2 separate regions of the Homo sapiens genome follow, and region 1 is linked to region 2. The links are chromatin loops, found by intact Hi-C in ENCODE. Cell type or tissue: PC-9. All regions are shown on one strand. Links, peaks and the distances in the headings refer to the core of each region. The heading gives the core; the rest is flanking DNA. Region 1 overlaps CAND2 (cullin associated and neddylation dissociated 2 (putative)). Region 2 overlaps TMEM40 (transmembrane protein 40).

The links. A loop is a pair of places that touch in the nucleus more often than their neighbours do. Peaks named below come from ENCODE experiments on the same cell type or tissue, not always from the same donor. Only the 100,000 strongest peaks of a DNase experiment are listed, where the experiment ranks them.
Region 1: it touches region 2 in a loop (2.7-fold over the local background); 3 of 110 quality-filtered maps call a loop at or near these places.

Annotation. Positions count from the first base shown.
Region 1 is chr3:12,804,142-12,816,481 of GRCh38, reverse strand. It overlaps CAND2 (cullin associated and neddylation dissociated 2 (putative)), which reads right to left. Exons shown (of 15, transcript NM_001162499.2): 3 at 9,022-9,176; 4 at 8,149-8,272; 5 at 6,158-6,423; 6 at 3,387-3,492; 7 at 3,094-3,236; 8 at 1,049-1,341; 9 at 474-615; 10 at 1-108. Among named protein-coding and RNA genes, the nearest start is that of CAND2, 14 kb to the right of the region's middle. RefSeq lists silencers at 2,420-2,600, 5,946-6,395. In PC-9, for the core only: a CTCF peak has its summit at 6,257; a DNase peak (open chromatin) is centred at 6,101; H3K4me3 peaks cover 1,248 bases.
Region 2 is chr3:12,749,960-12,757,959 of GRCh38, reverse strand. All of the region lies in intron 1 of TMEM40 (transmembrane protein 40), which reads left to right. Among named protein-coding and RNA genes, the nearest start is that of TMEM40, 5.3 kb to the left of the region's middle. In PC-9, for the core only: no CTCF peak of the experiment used is centred there; DNase peaks (open chromatin) are centred at 4,149, 4,969, 6,259 and 7,619; H3K4me3 peaks cover 615 bases; H3K27ac peaks cover 5,902 bases.

The sequences.
Region 1 (12,340 bases), core at 2,072-10,071, 56 kb before region 2:
GGTGGAAGGCCTCAGCTGGTTCGGTGCCCAGCAGCCCCTGCAAGAAGGCCAGGGCATCCATCCGGATGGTGGAGGAGCTGGAGCGGTCGGCCAGCGAGAAGATGATGCCTGCAGGGTGAATGCAAAGGTTATGAGGCCACCGCCTCTGATGCAACACGGCCCTCCCTGGAAGCAAGGCTGGGGTACCTACAAGTGCCTGAGCTGGACTGAAGCACCTAAACTCTTCTGCAGAAGTTTCCAAGAAGTCAGCCCTGACCAGTGGCCAGGGCTGAGGGAAACATGTCCAGGGAACTCACTGGAGCCAGCCTTGTTCTCACTGCTGGTAGTGGGAGGCCACTGGAGACTCTTGACCAGGGACTGAGCCTGGGATTGGGTCTCAGACTGTCTCAGGAACTGGGGGCTCAACTCAGGGGTGGGGTCTGGGTTCTGGAAGTGGCCCAGAACAGCAGATACCTGGTTGCAGTCCAGCCTACCTGATACCAGCACAGGCATATGCTCGGCCAGGCTGCCTGGGAGGACACCCGCCAGCTCGGTGAGGAGGCTGAAGCATCCCTGGCGGGCTCTGACGCTCCGATCTTTAAGCTGCCGCTGCAGGGCCTTGACCACAAGGGGCACCTGTGGGCAGGAGGGGGAAGTCAAGGTCAGGGAACACCCAAGAAACCTACCCACCTGCCCACTACCAGGAGGCTTTGCCAGACACATCCCCAGGGAGGATGTCGGCATCAAGATATCTCCCAAGCACTCGTCCCTCACTCTGTGCCAGGCTTTTGGTGACCGCACACAGACCCTTGGAGAGTAGGCAAATTTTCTGCGTCCATTTTACAGGTACAGAGAGACCAAGCAACTTGCTCAAGCTCACTCAGGCAGGCTGGCTGTCACTACTACACTCCAGAAGCCTGGCTGGCTCCCGCCCCCCACCCCAGGGACCCCTTCCCTTCCCTTCCATGGCTGGATGTTCTCCCAGCTGAGTTTCCAAGTCCAGGGACACTAACAGTGAGTGGCTGGGTAGGCAAATCGGGGGTAGGGGTGGAGGTGAAGGCACGCCCACCTGTCCACGTAGCATATGGAGGTTGCTGCCGGTCTGGGTGGGTTCCTCCATGGCCTCCAGCCATCCCTTCGGGGGCTGTGTTTGCCGCAGCAGCACGATGTAAGCAGTGAAGACGTCAGCCTTGACGTTCTCCTCGCGTTCTTTGAAGCGGCGGATGAGCACAGGTGCCAGGGTGCAGTGGAAATCGGGCAGCAGGTCAGGCCGCGAGCTGATCAAGGCTGCGATGCACTTGGCAGCTGCCCGGCGCACCTTCCAGCTCATGTCATCGTCATCGCTGTACTCGTCTTCACTCTCTGGGGCAGGAACAAGACACACGTGGAACCCTCATCTCCCAGGACAGGTCTGTGGCTCGGGGGAGAAGGGACAGGGAGGAGAGAGAGCTGGGCACTGTGCTTCACTTTTTGATGATCAGCATTTATAGATACCCTATGGGGAACATTCCCTACCTTTTAATGGGCATCTACTGAGTGCTACGGATGGGGCTAAGCATGTCAAACCCATAATCTTATTTTAGCTTCATGACGACCTTTTGAGACAGGGATTATTTCCCCATTATAGAGATGAGAAAACTGGGGTTTAGATAGAGGAAGTGGCTTGCCCCAAGTTAAGGAAATACTTGGAGTTAAACTAGGGTCCTCCCCTCTGCCTCCAGACCCTTAATTGTCTGGACTGTACCAGGGAAAAAACAGACTTCCAAGTCTTCATGTAGACTTGGAGAATCAATTTGGGGCACAAAACTCATCTTTTGGCATCAGGTTTGGCTATGTGATGTTTCGTTTACTGGGACTCCAGAAGGGAGAAGGGACAGAGCCTCCCTTTGGCCTCTTCTCTCCCCCGATCTCTGCCTCTCAAGGGTCCTGATTCCAAAGGCTTCCAGGCAGGATTAATAAAGAGGAAATGCTGGGTTTGTGTGGCTTTCTACCTGACAATCTCCCTGAAAGTCAAGGGCTCGTGCAGTCTTTACCATCACCTCAAAAGTGAAGGTACTGCCAAGCTCCATTTTACAGACGATAAGACTAAGACTCAGAGCGGGTGAGACTCTCAGGGCACACAGCGAGGAACAGCAGAGCTGAGATTCAGGTCCACGAGGCCCAGCCCTATCACCTGTGGAGGCACACAGGAGGCTCAGAGGGGGACAGTCTTGCCTGGGAGCACCCCAAGGCACAGGCTCAGAGCCCAGCATGGCCTTGCCCATACCACTCTGTGGACCACTTGGACCCACAGGGTGGTGTCTGGACAGCCACAGTGGGCCACGGCCACCGGGCAGCTCAGCAGCCATCCCCTCTAATGGATCACTGTCACCCCCACAGTAGGCCACCCACGAACACACATCCTTAGCTCTCTATTACTGACAAGTGTCCCACCTCCCTGGCTTGGCATTCAAGGCCCCCGCATGCCTGTCCAATCTCATTTACCATCCCATCTTGTTCCAAGTACCCCATCAGGCTCTAAATCCATCGTCTCCATCGATGCCCTGCCTTCAGGCCTAGGGGCATCTCTGCCCTGGAAATCTGTCTGAATGACAGACAGGACCACAGGCATAGGAGGAAAGAAGCTATCAAGTCCACCCCCATTGAGACATCTTGCTCCCCTGCCAGTGCCTGCCATTCCACCATCAGAGCTTTCCTCTGCTGGGTTAAAGACATTATCTCCTGAAAGCCATTCATAAAAGGGTACACGGTGGCAGTGCAGAGGTGGGGGAGCCTGACAGACCTGGCTCTAAGGCCCAGCTATGCCAATTCCTAGTTGTGTTATCTCAGGCCACTCTCTTCTCAGTATGTGTCCTTGTCTGAAACACGTGGGTAATAATTTCTGTTTTTTTAGGGTTATTGTGAGGAACACAACTAGTAGATGCTCAATAAATGACAGCAATGACTACTATCATTACTGTGGTCTGTGCAGTCACAGCGGGTGGGACTGGAGCTTGAGAAAGAGCTGGCATCAGGACAGGGGCACCAAATGTGACCGCTGTCTTTGGTTGGGGGATCCCAGGAAGGCTGTGTTCACCTCCACCCTCCAACCCCAATGATGGGCTGTCCACCAACCTTGCTCACTGAATTCACTATCCTCTGTCTCCATCTGCTCCTCATCCTCATCACTGTCGTAGTTGTAGTTGGGGTCGTGTTTTATGTATTGGAGGCAGAGGCTGGTCACGTTGGGCACGTGAGGACCCATTTCCTTGGGGCACCTGTGGGGCAGGATGAGGAATGCTTTGCTGGATCCAGCCAGGACAGGAGTGGGGGACAGGGCCCAATGGGAGTCCTGAAATTTTACTGCTTTGGGCCAGCATCCCCACCAACTTCCCAAAGGGATCCCCAGGCAACCCCACCATACATACTTCCTCAAGAAGGCCTCAAAAGCCTGGAGGCAGGACTCCCGGAGCTCATCATCATCCAGGTTGCAGAAATCCTCCACCAGGGGCACCAGGCGGTCCAGGTGAGCCCCTGCAGGGCCAGGTGGATCACTGAACCCAAGCCAGACACTCTCCCGGAGTTCCCCCAGCCCACAGCACTCAGACTGTCTATGCACCTGCAGCCCTGACCACTGTAGATTCAACTCAGAGGTTTCATAGTCAAGCAAATGTGGGTTCTAGCCCTGACTCTGCCACCCAACTGCTATGGGACCTTGGGCAGGTCACAACATTTCTTTGACCTTAGTCAGCTAATCTTCACAACAAGGATAACAGTGCCTCCTGGGCAGAGATTTTGTGAAGATAAATTATATAATGATAAATAGCTTAGGCCAGGCGCGCCTGTAATCCCAGCACTATGGGAGGCCGAGGCGGGTGGATCATGAGGTCAGGAGATCGAGACTATCCTGGCTAACAAGGTGAAACCCCGTCTCTACTAAAAATACAAAAAATTAGCCGGGCGCGGTGGCGGGCGCCTGTAGTCCCAGCTACTCAGGAGGCTGAGGCAGGAGAATGGCGTGAACCCGGGAAGCGGAGCTTGCAGTGAGCCGAGATTGCGCCACTGCAGTCCGCAGTCTGGCCTGGGCGACAGAGCGAGACTCCGTCTCAAAAAAAAAAAAAAAAAAAAAAAAATTAGCCGGGCACGGTGGCACACACCTGTAGTCCCAGCTATTCAGGAGGCTGAGGCAGGAGAATTGCTTGAACCTGGGAGGTGGAGGTTGCAGTGAGACAAGATAGCGTCACCGTACTCCAGCCTGGGGGACAGAGCGAGATTCTATCTCCAAAAAAAAAAAAAAAAAAAGATAAACAGCTTAGGCCGGGCATGGTGGCTCACACCTGTAATCCCAGCACTTTGGGAGGCCAAGGCAGATGGATCATCTGAGGTCAGGAGTTCGAGACCAGCTTGGCCAACATGGTGAAACTCCATCTCTACTAAAAATACAAAAATTAGCTGCACGTGGCAGTGCGCCCCTGTAATCCCAGCTACTTGGGAGGCTGAGGCAGAATTGCTTGAACCTGGGAGGTGGAGGTTACAGTGAGCAGAGATCGTGCCACTACACTCCAGCCTGGGAAACAGAGCAAGACACGAGACTCAGTCTCAAAAAGAAAAAAAAAAAAGAAGTTAAAAAAGCTTAGTCCAAGGTTGGGTGCAGTGGCTCACCCCTGTAATCCCAGCACTTTGGGAGGCCGAGGCGGGCAGATCATGGGATCACAAGGTCAGGGGTTCAAGACCAACCTGGCCAACCAACATAGTTAAACCCCGTCTCTACTAAAAATACAAAAATTAGCTGGGTATGGTAGCGTGCGCCTGTAGTGCCAGCTACTCAGGAGGCTGAGACAGGAGAATCACTTGAATCCGGGAGGCGGAGGTTGCGGTGAGCCGAGACTGCACCATTGCACTCCAGCCTGGGCAACAGAGCGAGACTCCGTCTCAAAAAAATAAATAAAAAAGCTTAGTCCAGGTTCTACACGAGCAGGCACTCGATAAATAGCATCTGTTATCAAAACCATTATTCATGTCCTGGCCTAATTTCCTTCACTAGGTTTAAGTCCTTGGATAGGAGAAAGGGAGGCAGGTACTGCCCTAATAGACCAGGCAAGAGGGGTTCCTGCCTGGTCTCCAGGCTTTAGAGCACTCCACTCAAGCCCTTCTCCAGCCATACCCTTCCCTACAGCATAAGAAGAGACATGCTGACCTAGAGACCCCCAACACTCCTAGACTCCATTCTGTCTGGGTATCTGGGGACCCGAGTTTCCTGCCCAATGGATCCTGACCCCTTGTCCGAGCCTGCGCAGGCCTCTTTCCTAGGTCCATGCAACCAAGGATGGCTGAGGGCTGGCTGCTGTTTGGGAGAAATGGGACAGGGTGTGGCCATGTCAGCTGGGGTTCCCCCCCCCACCCCCCGCCGTGTGCCTGCAAGGCCCCTTGCAGTGAGAGAGCCAGGGGTTGGGAGGGGCTGACCATATGCCAGTTCTATCCAAACTGTCTTGGTATAGTCAGAACTCCAAGGTGTCTGAGGATACATTCAAACCTGATTGCAGCTTTCCATTTCTAAAAAACTAATCTATAGTGACAGAAAGCAGATCAGTGGCTTCCTGGACAAGGCAGAGAGCTGGACTGCAAACGGACACAAGGAAGCTTTTGGGGGTGATGGAAAGGTTTCACGGATATACACAAAGGTCAAAACACACTGAATTGCACACTTTAAATAGTGCGGTTTATTGTATGCACATTAAATTGTTTCTTAAAAATTCAAACTTGGCTCATGGGCTGTTACTAAGATATCTTTGTCAAACTGGGAGAAGAGAACATAGTCTAACAGTTTAGTGGCATGACTTAAAATTGTAATTACCAGCCAGCCTCCACGTCTCATAAGTGATTGAACCAACCCCCTTCTCTGAACCGTCTGCACTCAGCAGGGGCTCAGGCCTGGGGGTTTGTCGAGCTCAGGGCCCGCCCTGCGCCTCTCAAGCCCTATCCGGCCCCAACCTCTGCGTTTCAGGGGCTTCAGCCGCCCGCCCCAGGCCCCACCCACCACATCAGCCCAGGCCCCGCCCCATCCTCCCTACCAAGGCAGACGGCCCACCCTTAGGCCCTGGCTGCACTGCGGCCCAAGCTCCGCCCCTTTACCGAGTCATTGGCTCACCCTAAGCTCCGCCCACCATGCCAGCCCAGGCCCCGCCCCCTGCCCCCTTACCGAGGCGGTGGCCGGCCTGGCGGCCGACGCTGCCCAAACATTGGATCAGGGTGCGGATGGCAGTCGGGCTGGTGGGCACCCGCGGGCCGGGCAGCCGGTCCAGTAGGTGGTCAGCGAGCTCGACGAAGAGGTCGGTGCTGCAGGCGGCCGCCAGGTGGCCAAGCGCTCCGACCGCCCGCTTGCGCACCGCCAGGCGCGGGCTGCTCAGCTGTGGCAGCAGACAGTGCAGGAGGCTGGCGTGGAAGGCGCCCAGCGGGACACCCAGCCTGGGGAGCACGAGGGGGCATCAGGCCGATCGCACTCCGCGGGCAACCTGGGCCAGGCTCCGCCCCTCTCCCCATTCTCTCCCGGCCTCCTTCCCAGGATTATGGCAACTCAATGGCCCTTGCAAAAGAGGTGCCCTGCAACTGTGAGGAGGAATTATTTTAATTACTTTTGTTACATGAGAGAAAGCGGAGAGAGAAAGGGACTTCTCAGCAGTGCAAAGCCTGGCTCCCAGCCTAGGGAGAAAGACCTGATAGGGGAAAGCATAGAGGATCTAGTAAGGCTGTCCCTATTTCTTGGAAGTCTAGGCCTTGCCTCAATACCATCCCCTTCTGTCCATCCTCCTCGCTGAGACCAGAGCAGTATAAAGTCTACTTCTCACCTGGTCACTCCTCTGCTTAACTCCTTCCATGGCTCCCTAGTGCCTTTGGAGATGCTGAGCTCTGGGCTCAAGACAAGAGGCAACACCAGACAATGGTTTCTGCGCACACAGCACAGCTCCTGCCTGCCTCAGCAGCTTCTATCCACACCTTCAAACGAGGCCCGTGCATTTTCTGTCCTGTAAACATCTTGAGACCTTTTCTTTCTCACTTTACAGAAACACGCTGACCTTACCCTCCCTTATTTCTATGTCCTACCCAACCCCCTCTCCTAGGTTTCATTTGTTTGCCTGTTCACCTGCTAAGTGACAGGGACTGTGCTGGAAGCCAGGGTGAACAAGACAGACTGATCCTGGGAGCTGCCCTCATGGAGTGTGTGGTTGAGTGAGTGCCTCCCAGGAGCCTCAAGTTCAACATGCCCCAGCTTGAATCCATCACCTTCCTCCCCACACACCTGCTGCTGGCTCCCGGAGTGCACCCCATCACAGCACCTCTGTCTGCCCCCGCCAGTTACTAAAGGCAGAACCCTAGGGGTCAGCCTCCAGTCCCTGCCTCCCCTGCCCACTCCAAGTCCTGTGGAGTCCCCCTCCTGAATACAACCCGAATTGCTTTCCCTATAGCAGCCTCTTAACCAGTCCCCTGCCTGTTCAATCCCCTCCCACCTACTCTCCACTGCAGAGAGAAAGATCAGGGTAGAACACACAAATACTCACCCCTGCCCCATGGCTCCTGGCCAGCCCTGCACCTCAGCTCTGCATACCCACCTCTCCACATTACAGCCTGCCCCACGACCCCTGGCAGACTCTGGGACCCCAAGTCTTCCCCTGTCTCTGCCTTCTGGACTGGGGACAGTCTCCCCTCCAGCATCCTCTTTATACCTGCCCAAACTCAGCTAAGTCCTGCCCCTCCTCGAAGGCTCAGCTCTAGCAGCACTCTCTTTTAGAAGGCTCCTCACTCCCAGCTGGACTGGGGGCTCCTCTGAGCTCCTATCAGCCCTGCTCTTATCCTTACTGTTGTGCTTACTCCATTCACAGTTTTATACATGTCTGTGAACTCCTCCCTAGAACAACCAAGACTGATCTAACCCCATGTTCCCAACACTAGGCCAGCACCTGACATTTTTCTGGCCAGAGCAGGTGTTCAAGTCATGGGAGGTTTTACTGACCGCATCATCTCTCAGAGCCTGTAAAATTGTGACAATTGAGTTCTCCTTTACGAGGCTGCTGGGATGATTAAGGAGCCCCAAGCACAGGGCCTGGTGTGCAGTAGGTGCTAGCTCTGTGATTTGAGTCCCTCCCTGTCCCCTTTTACCCACTCTTCCTCAATACCCAGGATGGCCTCCCACACCTGCTCAGCATGTCAGAGAGGATGTCCAGGGCTTCCAGCTGCACAGCCACATCCTCCTGCTGGGCAATGGCACTGGTGAGCTGGCCTGTGATCTTCCGGCACACGTTGGTGGCCAGCCCGGAGCCTGCACAGGGCACAAGGTGGGCACAGTGAGGCCCTGGCCTGGGGGAAAGGCAGCCTCCACCACTAGTCTGCCTCTGCTCTGGCTGTGTTCCTGAGCCCACATCCCCGGGAATCTTACCAGGGCTCCAGAGGTCCCAGGTTTGACCCAGAGTCTGGCCAAAGTCAAGGAGACAGCTAGGGGAGCTGCAGAGCTGATGGCCGAGCTTCTGGGTGACTTACACACACCCAAGCCCTTCTTCCTTTCCCCATTCCACTAGGGAGGCAGGGAAAGTTAAACACTTCCTTTCCTGCCTCCCTTGCTGCTGGGAGTGGCTGGGTGATCCAGCTCTTGCCAGTGAGATATAAGTGGAAGTCCTCTGGGGGTTTCTGGGAAAACGTGTGCTTTCCCTATAAAGGGAGGGGACATGGGGCAAGACTGGAACCCTGTCAACATTGAGCCACTAAATGAACTGCTACAAAAATGGAGTGGCTGATTCCTCCAGGATTGCCATGTGAGGAAAAACCACCCCTGATTTCTTTAAACTGCCGTTAGTTAGATTTCATCACTTGAGCTAAAAGCATTCCTGACACAGAACCATGAACTTAAACTGAGCTGGGCCTGAATTCTCTGCCCTGCTTACTAGCTGAGTGACCTCAGGTATGTCTCTTCAACTCTCTGAGCCTCAGTGTTTTTTTTTTGTTTTTTCGTTTGTTTTTTTACCATAAACTAGGACAAATACTAACAGTACCTAGTCCTGGGGACCTGGGTACCTGTGGCTGCAGGAGGGAGCTCCGAGAGGACGGTCTTGAGGCCAATGCCGGCAATGTCTCGCAGCTGCTCCTTGTCTGACCGCATGTTGGTGCACAGGGTGTCCACAATGGTCTCCACCTGGTACTCCTTCACTTTGACCACCAGAGGACCCAGGCTGAGCAGGGAGTGGGAAGGTGAATCCAAGGGCACAAGGTTCAGCCTGAGTCAGGCTGCCCCTTTATGTCCCCTCATGCTCCTGCGGCCACACGTGCTGAGGAAAAGGCCTCAGATCATCAGGGGAGCCCCTGTTTGGCCAGAAAGAGATACTCTCTGGCTATGCCAACATCGTTCCTGGGACCTCCCAAACCTACATTTCTTCTTGTGTTTTACGTCTCAGGAAATGGCCAAATAGTGCTCCAGAACAAGGGTTCTCAAACTTGAGGGTGCATCTGAATCCCCTGGCGGGCTTGTTTAAACAGATGGCTGGGCCCCACCTCCAGAGTTTCAGAGTCAGGAGGGCTATATCTAGGTGTGGCCTGATAGTGTGCATTTCTAGCAAGCTCCCAGTTGAGGCTGATACTGTAGGTGGTCCAGGGAGCACACTTGGAGAACCTCTGCCTTAGAGGCTTGCTTCTCAAAGTTTGGTGGTGAGTTAGCATTGGCAATGCCACTCGGGAGCTTGTTCAGGATGTGGAATCTCAGGCCTTACCCTACCCTAGATCTACTGAGCCAGGATCTGTAGCGCCACAAGGTCCCCAGGTGATTCCAATGCACAGGAAAGTGTAAAAACAGCGGCACTAGACGCCCTCGTTCTTGGCCTTAGTTGCCATCACCTGGGCCTCTAAAAAATGCCTACCTGGGCACTGCCCTCAGAGAGTCTCAGTTAATTGGTTTCAGATGTGGCCTGGAGGGGGTTGGGGGAGGGCTTTTAAAATTCCCCAGGTGATTCTAACATGCAGTCGAGGCTGACAACCTCTGCCCTACCTGAGTGGTTCTCAGACATTGGTGTGCATCAGAATGCAGATTCCAGGGTGCTATAGTCTCATCCTCTGCCCCAGCTCCCTTCCTGCTCCATCCCCTGAATCTGAATCCCTGGGCAGGGAATACAGGGTTTCAACAAGAGCTTCAGGTGACTGCAATGCACAATGGTTTTCTTTTTTCTTGATTTTTATTGAGATGAGGTCTCGCTCTGTTGCCCAGGCTGGAATACAGTGGCGTGATCATAGCCCACTGCAGCCTCAAACTCCTGGGCTCAAGCGATCCTCCTACACAGATGAGATTACATATTCAAGCCACCATGCTTGGCTAATTTCTTTTTTCAGTGTCTCGCTATGTTGCCCAGGCTGGTCTTGAACTGCTGGCCTCAAGTGATCCTCTTGCCTCAGCCTCCAGAATAGCTAGGACTACAGGCATGTGCACCATGGTTTTCAAACCTTGGTTCTCTCAACTTCCTTCTCCACAGCTCCTCTATCTACGTAATCATGGAGTCCTCCATCCTACCTCCTATAGCACTGGTTCCCACTAGGAGTAATACCACCTTGGCAATTTATGGGGGTCCTTGGTCATCAAAACTATTGAGTTAGTACTTCTGGCCTTTAAGGGGTTGAGAAGCAGGAACGGCAGAAAGACAATAATGTAAAACAAAGCACTGTCCATGCCCCGCAAGAGGTTCTAACATCCCAATGGGCATTTGTATAGGCAAAAGGCCTTTCTATAATTATCTGAGTCTAAAATTTCATTTTATACATAGACACAAAATACTTTTTTACATTGTTTTAATATACCACATTTTAGATTTTCTAAGAATGCAATTTTCAGGTAAATTGAAGGAAAATTCTACTTTGTTTTCTGGGAAACTTTATTGGGAGATGGTCACTCACTTTAGAAAATCCTGGCTGGGTGTGGTGGCTCATGCCTGTAATCCCAGCACTTTGGGAGGCCTAGGCAGGCAGATCACTTGAGGTCAGGAGTTCAAGACCAGCCTGGCCAACATGGTAAAACCCCGACTCTACTAAAAATACAAAAATTAGCCGGGTGTGGTGGTGCATGCCTGTAATGTCAGCTACTGAGGAGGCTGAGACATGGGAATCGCTTGAACCTGGGAGGGGGAGGTCACAGTGAGCTGAGATTGCACCACTGTACTCCAGCCTGAGTGACAAAGTGAGACTCTGTTTCAAAAAAAAAAAAAAGAAGAAAAAAAAAAGAAAATCTTGCCACTAAGAGCAATGGCCTCCAATTCTGAAACCTGAGTCCCCAACACCCCCTGTCTGTATCTGTACTCATGATGAGTTCACGTGTAGATGCAGGCTTCTCGTGACTTCATCACTTCTACCATCACAGTGCCCAAGCACGCATACATGGAAACACACATTACTATAAACTACATTCCTTCTAGTTTGCCTTTATGGTTATGGTTAGGGCATTATGTGTAGAGGTAGGTTTTATAATGTATGAATTTCATTTCCTAATAGGAAACGGTATTACAAACTATTTGTTATAAAAAGGTATTGGTTCTGCTGGTGTGAAACCCATCCTAAGTCTACTCCATGACCAGAAAGACATTCCCAGCTCATAAACTTGTCCATGTCACCTTCCTACATAAAACCCTTTACTGAATTCTCTCTGCTCTTGGGATCACATTGCAAATTCATTAACATGCCCCAGAAGAATGCCTGGACCCAGCTCACAGACAGTGGTTTGAGAGACAGTGCCCAATTCTCTCACCCTGTTGTCCCTTGATCCCTGGCATTCTATTTAAAATTACCCAGGTGATGCTAACCTGCAGTCAAGCTTGACAACCTCTGCCCTACACTAGTGGTTCTCAGGTGTGGGTGTGAGAATGACCCTACCACACAAGCATCCCCACGTGCTCTGCACATACCCTTGTCTTGTCTTTTTCTACTCGAGATAACTGGCCAACGTCTCAGGATCACAGCCTCACAGTGATCTAAGGCTGGGGCTTTTAGGACCTCTCCCAGTCCCATGTGCCCTAAGCCTTTTTTGTTTGTTTGTTTTTGAGATGGAATTTTTGCTCTTGTTGCCCAGGCTGGAGTGCAATGGCGCAATCTTGGCTCACTGCAATCTCTGCCTCCTGGGTTCAAGCGATTCTCCTGCCTCAGCCTCCCAAGTAGCTGTGATTACAGGCACGCACCACCATGCCCGGCAACTTTTTTTTTTTAATTATTATTTAGTAGAGACAGGGTTTCACCATGTTGGTCAGGCTGGTCTCAAACTCCTGACCTCAGGTGATCCACCTGCCTTGGCCTCTCAAAGTGCTGGGATTACAGGCATGAGCCACCGCACCCAGCCTTTAAGCCTTTACCACCTTGATGTGTGTCA
Region 2 (8,000 bases), core at 1-8,000:
AGGCTGAGGCGGGTGGATCACTTTGAGGTCAGGAGTTCGAGACCAGCCTGGCCAACATGGTAAAACCCCGTCTCTACTAAAAATACAAAAATTAGCCAGGCATGGTGATGCGCACCTGTAATTCCAGCTTTTCCATTTTTGGCTGTTATGTGTAATGCTGCTATAAACATTCATTACAAGTCTTTGTTCGGATATAGGTTGTCAATTCTCTTGCGAATATACTAGGGATTGGAATTGCTGGGTCATGTAGTAAATCTTTTTTAACCTTTTGAGGAGCTGACAAACTGTTTTCCAAAGTGACCACCATTTTACAATCTGACCAGCAATGTATGAGGGCTCCAGTTTCTTCGTACCCTCACCAATACTTGTTAGTGTCTGTATGTCTTATGGTAAGCCACCCTAGTGGGTGTGAAGGGGTATCCCATGGTGGTTTTGATTTGCACTTCCCTAATGACTAATGATGTGGAGCATCTTTTTTTTTTTTTTTTTTGAGACGGAGTTTCAGTCTTGTTGCCCAGGCTGGAGTGCAATGGTGCGATCTCAGCTCACCACAACCTCTGCCTCCTGGGTTCAAGTGATTCTCCTGCCTCAGCCTCCCGAGTAGCTGGGATTACAGGCACCTGCCACCATGCCCAGCTAATTTTGTATTTTTAGAAGAGATGGGGTTTCTCCATGTTGGCCAGCCTGGTCTCGAACTCCCGACCTCAGGTGATCCGCCCGCCTCAGCCTCCCAAAGTGCTGGGATTACAGACATGAGCCACCGCACCCAGTGATGTGAAGCATCTTTCTATGTGCTATTGACTATTTCTGTGTCTTCTTTCGAGAAATGTCTATTCGAATCCTCTGTCCGTTTTTAAACTGGATTATTTGTCACTGTATGTTGAGTTGTAGGCATGCCCATTTTTCCAACTAAGGATTCTGAAGCTCTGAGAATGGATGTGACACGCTCCAGGTCTCAGAGTCAGTGAGGGGTAGAGGCGGGAACTGAAGATCTAGGTCTGTCTGATGTTCAAGAGAACTGACAAGCTCTTGTGCTGGATGCTACCTTTTTGTTTCTTATTGTCAGTTGTGTGTGTGTATGTGTGTGTGTGAGAGAGAGAGTGTGTATATGTGTGGTGTGTGTTGTGAGAGACAGAGTGTGTGTGTGTGAGAGAGAGAGAAAGAGATAGAGAGAGAGAGAGGGAGGTGGGTAGAAACAGAGAGAGAGAAAGATGGGAAAGAAAGAAACAGAGACTGAGATTCCAGGCTGTGGGAGAAGGGACCCGCCTGGCTCTGTCTAGCTGGGCACCCACCTTGGTGCTTTGGTGTTTGACTCAACACTACACCAAGTTAGGACGATGCGAGCCAGGGAAAGAATTTTATGAGTTTTAGGTTTCTTCCTATTAATCTTCAAATGTGTCAGTGGAGCCTCAAAAAAGTTTTATGGAAGGCAAACTCCCCCTCTAGTTTTCCTTGTCCCTAAATCTGGAACAAATTATCTGATTAGACCCAAAAACCCCAAACCAGGACTAGCATCCCCTAGTATCTAGCTTGGTCTGAGGATCTAGAGCAGCACTCATCTAACTTTTTGATTGCACAATCTTCTCAAGAAGCATGCCGTTGGCACCCCCAGCATATACATATGCATAGATATGTACATGTATATACAAGTATGGTGGCCGTTAGCTGATGTCTCAGGGCCAGTGTACGCCCAGAATGAATTTCAATCACCAATGGTAGTGGGTGGAAATCCACCTTTCAAATTGTTTCTCATTATTATTTCAGGAACTCAAATACGATTGTATTTGAGTTTGAGTTTGTATTTGTTTCTCGTTATTATTGTGTATTTTGAGTTTGTGTTTATTTCTCATTATTTCAGGAACTCAAATACACAGGAAACAGTTGTTTCATGTGTCGGACTCCTTTCCATTGCTCTTTCCAATGTGGTAATGCAGCTAAACTAAGAGTAAGGACAAGTCTGTCCCACACTTTTCCTGTTGCTTGTTTGTACTTTCATGATTAGGGTTATCTCCATCCGCGGTTTCTTTGCAGAGACTCTTTGAAGTCACTTGTCAACAAGAAGGGGGCTGATTCAGTGAAAGCTGTTTCATTTGAGCCTCAAATTAACCCAACTGGGCTCCTGCACGCCACAATATATGGCAATAGTCTGGATGTAGAGAAAAGGAAGACGTGGCCACAATCAACCTGTCTGCCTTGTGGGGCTCCCCACTGGCCTCTGGGAGCCCCACTTAATAGACATGACATGTGGTGTCTGACATATGAGCCAAGGGTGCACATCAGGGCTAAACTATATACTATTAACTATTTTTAGTTAAAAACTACATAGAAATCGATAAATTAATATTTTCCTCCTGTACTTTGGAGAGAATTGCTTGAGACACTAATAGGTTCTGAGCTAAGAACATCTAAGCCAACCCTTGCCACTCCTCAACTTGCCACCTCACATGGCAACGTGCTCAGGACAACCCCAAAGCTGTTGTCATTTTTAGAATATTATTTTATATATTGAGGCCAGGTGCAGTGGCTCAGCACACTTTGGAAGGCCAGTCCCAACACTTTGGGAGGCTGAGGCAGGAGAATTGCTCAAGGTCAACAGTTCAAGGCTGCAGTGAGCCATGATTGCTCCAATGCACTTGAGCCTGGGTGACAAAGTGAGACCCTGTCTCTAGAAAAGAAGAAAGAAAGAAAGAAAGAAAGAAAGAAAGAAAGAAAGAAAGAAAGAAAGAGAGAGAGAGAGAGAGAGAGAAAGAAAGAAAGAAAGGAAGGAAGGAAGGAAGGAGAGAGAGAGAAAGAAAGAAAGAGAAAGAAAGAAAGAGAAGGAAAGAAAAGAAAAGAATAGAAAAGAAAAAAGAAAAAAGGAGGGAGGGAGGGAAGAGAGAGGAAAGAAAGAAGGAAAGAAGGAAGGAAAGGAAGAAAGAAAGGAGGGAGGGAGGGGGAAGGAGAGAGAGGAAGGAAGAGAAAGAAAGAGAAAAAGAAAAGGAAAGAAAAAAGAGAAAGAAAGAAAGAAGGAAAGAAAAGAAAAGAAGAAAATTCTTTTATATATTGAAGTTGGCAACTTCTCTGGTGACTTCCTCAAGGTACTGACCTTTCCTTCTGAGCTCACAGCCCTACCTGCTCCCCATGTCCTGGAGTCCTGGAGTAGTTCTGCAGAGACTTGGGGTCAGTGACTAGGCCCATCCATGTGGAGCTCATCCCTAGGTCAAGTGCCCTGCTCCCCAAGCCACTTCTCTTGGGTGTAGTCTCTGTACCTGCTACATCCTCTGGATTCTCTTTGTCTGTCCAGAACTTATTCTATGCAGGACCCAGGAGTAAACCCAGGATGGAGGATTGGGGATGGTGGAATGTGGGCCACCTTCTTCACCGTAGACTCTGTGCTTCTGTTAATGTCACCTAAGGATATGCTAGCTTTGCTCTGTAGCTATATCACCTTGTTGGCTTATATTGCCACTTTAACAAACATTGGTTGTGCACCTACTATGTGCTAGACATGCTAGACAACAACCTAGATGCTTGCACTATTTTCTTTCCTTCCAGATTATCTTTTTAAAATCTTAGATCTTTCTGTATAAACAGCCTCCACCCAGAGTCCAACCATCCTCTTTCTGTACAGCCATTATTTTGTTTTGTTGTTGTTGTTGTTGTTGTTTTGAGACGGAATCGTGCTCTGTCGCCCAGGCTGGAGTGCAGTGGTGCGGTCTCGGCTCACTGCCAGCTCCACCTCCCGGGTTCACGCCATTCTCCTTCCTCAGCCTCCCGAGTAGCTGGGACTACAGGTGCCCGCCACCATGCCCGGCTAATTTTTTGTATTTTTAGTAGAGACGGGGTTTCACCGTGTTAGCCAGGATGGTCTCGATCTCCTGACCTGATGTGATGAAAGAGCCAGCCTTGCCCCGTGTGGCTCCATGACCTGCGCAAATTCCTCTCCATTTCAGGGCCTCAGTTTCCTCTTCTGTAAAATACGACAGTAATCTCCAGTCTGCCTCCCTCCTGGTTGTGTGAGAGTCAAGAGAGCTGGGAGAGGAGAGTGCTGTGAGGCTGTGATGGCTCAGTGTGCTCTGTCAGCCCTCCTGCCCTGGGCCCAGGCCCTGTGACAGCAGAAGCTCAGGAAATCTGGGCTCACCTGAAGGGGAAATCCAGTTTAGCAGGACCCGTGGGTACAGAGGCCCTGGCACCACCCATGACTCAGCAGGGCTGGGCTTTTTGGAGAAAAGTGCCAGAAAGTCAGGCATTCCATTTCCTTGTAGGATCAGCCTTGGATGTGGGGGCCACCTGAGTTGGTGCTAGAGTCCTCTAACCAGGGGGCAGCTGGGGCATGAAGCTTCTCTGTTGGGGTAGGGGTCAGATTTGAGTCCATCTATAAGCTGGGAGACCTTGAACAAGTCTCTTCCTCTACCTGAGCCTCAGTCTCTCCCTATGTTAAATAAGACCTGTGTGGAGGCCGGGTGTGGTGGCTCATGCCTGTAACGTCAGCACTTCGGGAGACCAAGGCGGGAGGATCACTTGAACCCAGGAGTTCAAGAGCAGCCTGGGCAACATAGTGAGACCCTATCTCTACAAAAATATAAAAACTAAAAAATTAGCTAGGTGTGGTGGCAAATGCCTATAGTCCCAGCTACTCGGGAGGTTGAGGTGGGAAGATCACTGGAACCCAGGAGGTTGAAGCTGCAGAGCCGTGATCGTGCCACTGCACTCCAGCCTGGGTGATAGAGTGAGACCCTGTCTCAAAAAAAAAAAAAAAAAAAAAAAAAGAAAGAAAGAAAGAAAGAAAAAAGGCAAAAAAGAAAAATGTGTGGAGGAGGAATAGACAAGGACATTGAAAGGAGAAACAGAGCCACATCGGGTCTTCCCCCGGTGATGGTTCCATTCCTCCCCTTCAGTGTGCTAAAGACCTGCCCAGGGAAGTTCCCTTGGCTATGGGAACAATTACTCAAGGCTCCATCAGTAGCTAAATATAAGCCAAGTCAGCATATTTGCATAGCACTCTGATGACTGTTAGTGTGTCCTCTTTCCTGGTGCCAGTGTCAGGGTCCTGAGAAGAGGAGCCAGCATCACTCCTTTAGTCTCCCAGCATGGGCTTAGCAACCAACTACCCTTGCTTAACCACTTACTGTGTGGTCCTGGACAAGTTTCTTTCTTTCTTTCTTTCTTTTTTTTTTTGAGACAGAGTCTTGCCCTGTCGCCCAGGCTGGAGTGCAGTCGCGCGATCTCAATTCAGAGGCAGGTTGCCTCTGCCTCCGGGGTTCAAGTGATTCTCCTGCCTCAGCCTCCTGAGTAGCTGGGATTACAGGCCTGCAACCACCATGCCCAGCTAATTTTTGTATTTTTAGTAGAGACTGTGTTTCACCATGTTGGCCAGGATGGTCTCGATCTCCTGACCTTGTGATCCGCCCGCCTCAGCCTCCCAAAGTCCTGGGATTACAGGCATGAACCACCGCGCCCGGCCGGTCCTGGGCAAGTTTCTTATCCTCTCTGTGCCCCAATATTCTGACCTATAAAATGGGCACGGCCCTAGTGAGCCTTCATAGGAATAGATTAGTTAACACAAGTTAACTGTTAGAACCTTGCCTGGCAGATAGTAGGCACTTATAGCTGCTTGTTATCATCATTTTTCCTTTGTTCCCGGCTCTGTACAGGGTATGGGTGACACAGAAATGAATCAGCCTTAGTCCCTACTTAGGCTGCATTCGTGATCTAGTGAAGGAGACAAACCCTGGATGGTGGTACATGCTTGTAGTCCTACCTACTCAGAAGGTTGAGGCAGGAGGATCACTTGAGTCCAGGAGTTCAAGGCTGCAGTGAGCTGTGATTGCACCACTGCACTTTAGCCTGGGTGATAGAGAGAGACCTTGTCAAAAAAACAAAAGCTAGGGATAGTGGAGGGAGTAAGTTTAGGGGAGTGGGGAATAGAGTTGATGGGTATTGTTTAGGCAATTGAAAGAGTACTTCATGAGGGAAGTGGGTTTTGACCTGTGCTTGGAAGGTCAGATGCAATTTTGACATTAGGAAAGAATGGACTAAGCCAAAAGTGCTGTGTGTGACCAGGACACAGAGCAGGATGGAGATGAGACTGGAAAAAGAGCTCATCACTTTGTAAACTTCGGTCTATCTGACATCAGCCAGCAGCTCTCTTTCCCCCACGTGGCTCTACAACTCTTCCTCCACTCTAGCTGAAATGCCTTCATTAGAGATGATCTCAGCCAATGAATATGTACTAGTCACCTGTTGCGTGCAGAGAACCCTGTTCAAAATAGAAATATGCCCTGGAGGCTTCTGCTGTCAGTCATTCCATCTCGATATCGATGCATTTTAATGGCTAGTGACTTCCTAATGCCTAGCTGAATTCTGCTCTGAGAAATGGGAAGTTTTATTCTAGAAAAGGGTAGGCCAGGCGCAGTGGCTCACGCCTGTAATCCCAGCACTTTGGGAGGTCAAGGCGGGCGGATCACAAGGTCAGGAGTTCGAGACCAGCCTGGCCAATATGGTGAAACCACGTCTCTACTAAAAATACAAAAATTAGCCAAGCATGGTGTGGCGCCTGTAATCCCAGCTACTCCGGAGGCTGAGGCAGAAGAATCACTTGAATCCGGGAGGCAGAGGTTGCAGTGAGCTGAGATCATGCCACTGCACTCCAGCCTGGGCGACAGAAGCGAGACTCCATCTCAAAAAACAGAAAAAAAAAACGGGTAATGGAGTCTGGGGCCTACGAGATGGGGGATGAGCAGGGATGGGACTGGACACTGAATGTCCAAGGGTAAGAGGAGGCCTGTAGAGAAGGAAACACGCATTCACAATGGCCCTGCTAAGGACTGTCCTGCCATTTTCACATACTATAAGGTAAGCACTATTACTGTCTCCGTTTTACAGATGAGAAACCCAGGGCACAGTGAAGGATTAAGTAACTAGCCCATGCTTCCATCGCTAGAAGAGGCAGAGGCAGGATTCCAACCCAGGCAATCTGGCTCTAAGACACAGGGGAGGAGGCTTCCTGCCAAGGTCTTGTGGTAGATTCTCTAGACCATTCTCAAATGGGGGGTGATGTTTGCCCCACAACAGGGGTCATTTGGCAATGTCTGGAGACATTTTTATTGTTATAGCTGAACAGGAAAGTGCTACTGGCATCTGGGAGGAGGCTGCTAAACATCTCACAATGTGTTACCCTGTCCCAAATGTCAGTCGTGTTGAGGCTGAGAAACATGGTTTAAATGAGTCAGAGGCTGGCCACAGTGGCACGTGCCTGTAGTCCCAGCTACTCAGGAGGCTGCGGTGGGAGGATTGCCTTAACCCAGGAGTTCAAGACTAGACTGGGTGATATAGCAAGACCTCTGTCTCAAATAAAGAAGTAAAAAATAAATGAATCAGAGACTAGTAAATCTACCTCCTCTCAGATTTAAGGTCTCAGCCTCAGAGCTGAGAGAAGAAGAAATAGGGCAAGGAATCAGAAGGAAGCCTGCACTTCCTGGCTCAGCTGCTATAACAGAGACTCATAGCACATGGGCTCCATTAAAAGAAACTTCTTTCCTGTGCACGTAGCTGTCAAGAGGTGGCAGGTGGCTCTGTGTGTGAGGCCGGCCGGGGCCCAGGATTCCCTTGCCTTTTTGCTTAGTCATTCCTGGATGTTGGCCATGTTTGTGGGATTGGAGTTGGTTCACCAACTTCAAATCTGCATTCCTGTCAAAATTGTACCTAGGCTGGACATGGTGGCTCACACTTGAATCCCAGCACTTTGGGAGGCCAAGGTAGGAGAATTGCTTGAGCCCAGGAGTTCAAGACCAGCCTGGGCAACATAGAGACACCCTGTTTCCACAAAAAAAAAAAAAGAAAAAGAAAAAGGATTGTGCCTGACTTTTCAGGCACAGATAAAAACTGATTTCCTTCATGAAGCCCCCTGCTAGTTGCCTAACCAATACCCACCACCCCAATTCCCACTCCCTTAACCCTCCTCCCTCCACTACCCCGGCCTTCTTGCTTGCCAACAGAACTACCATTTTTTTTGTTAATTA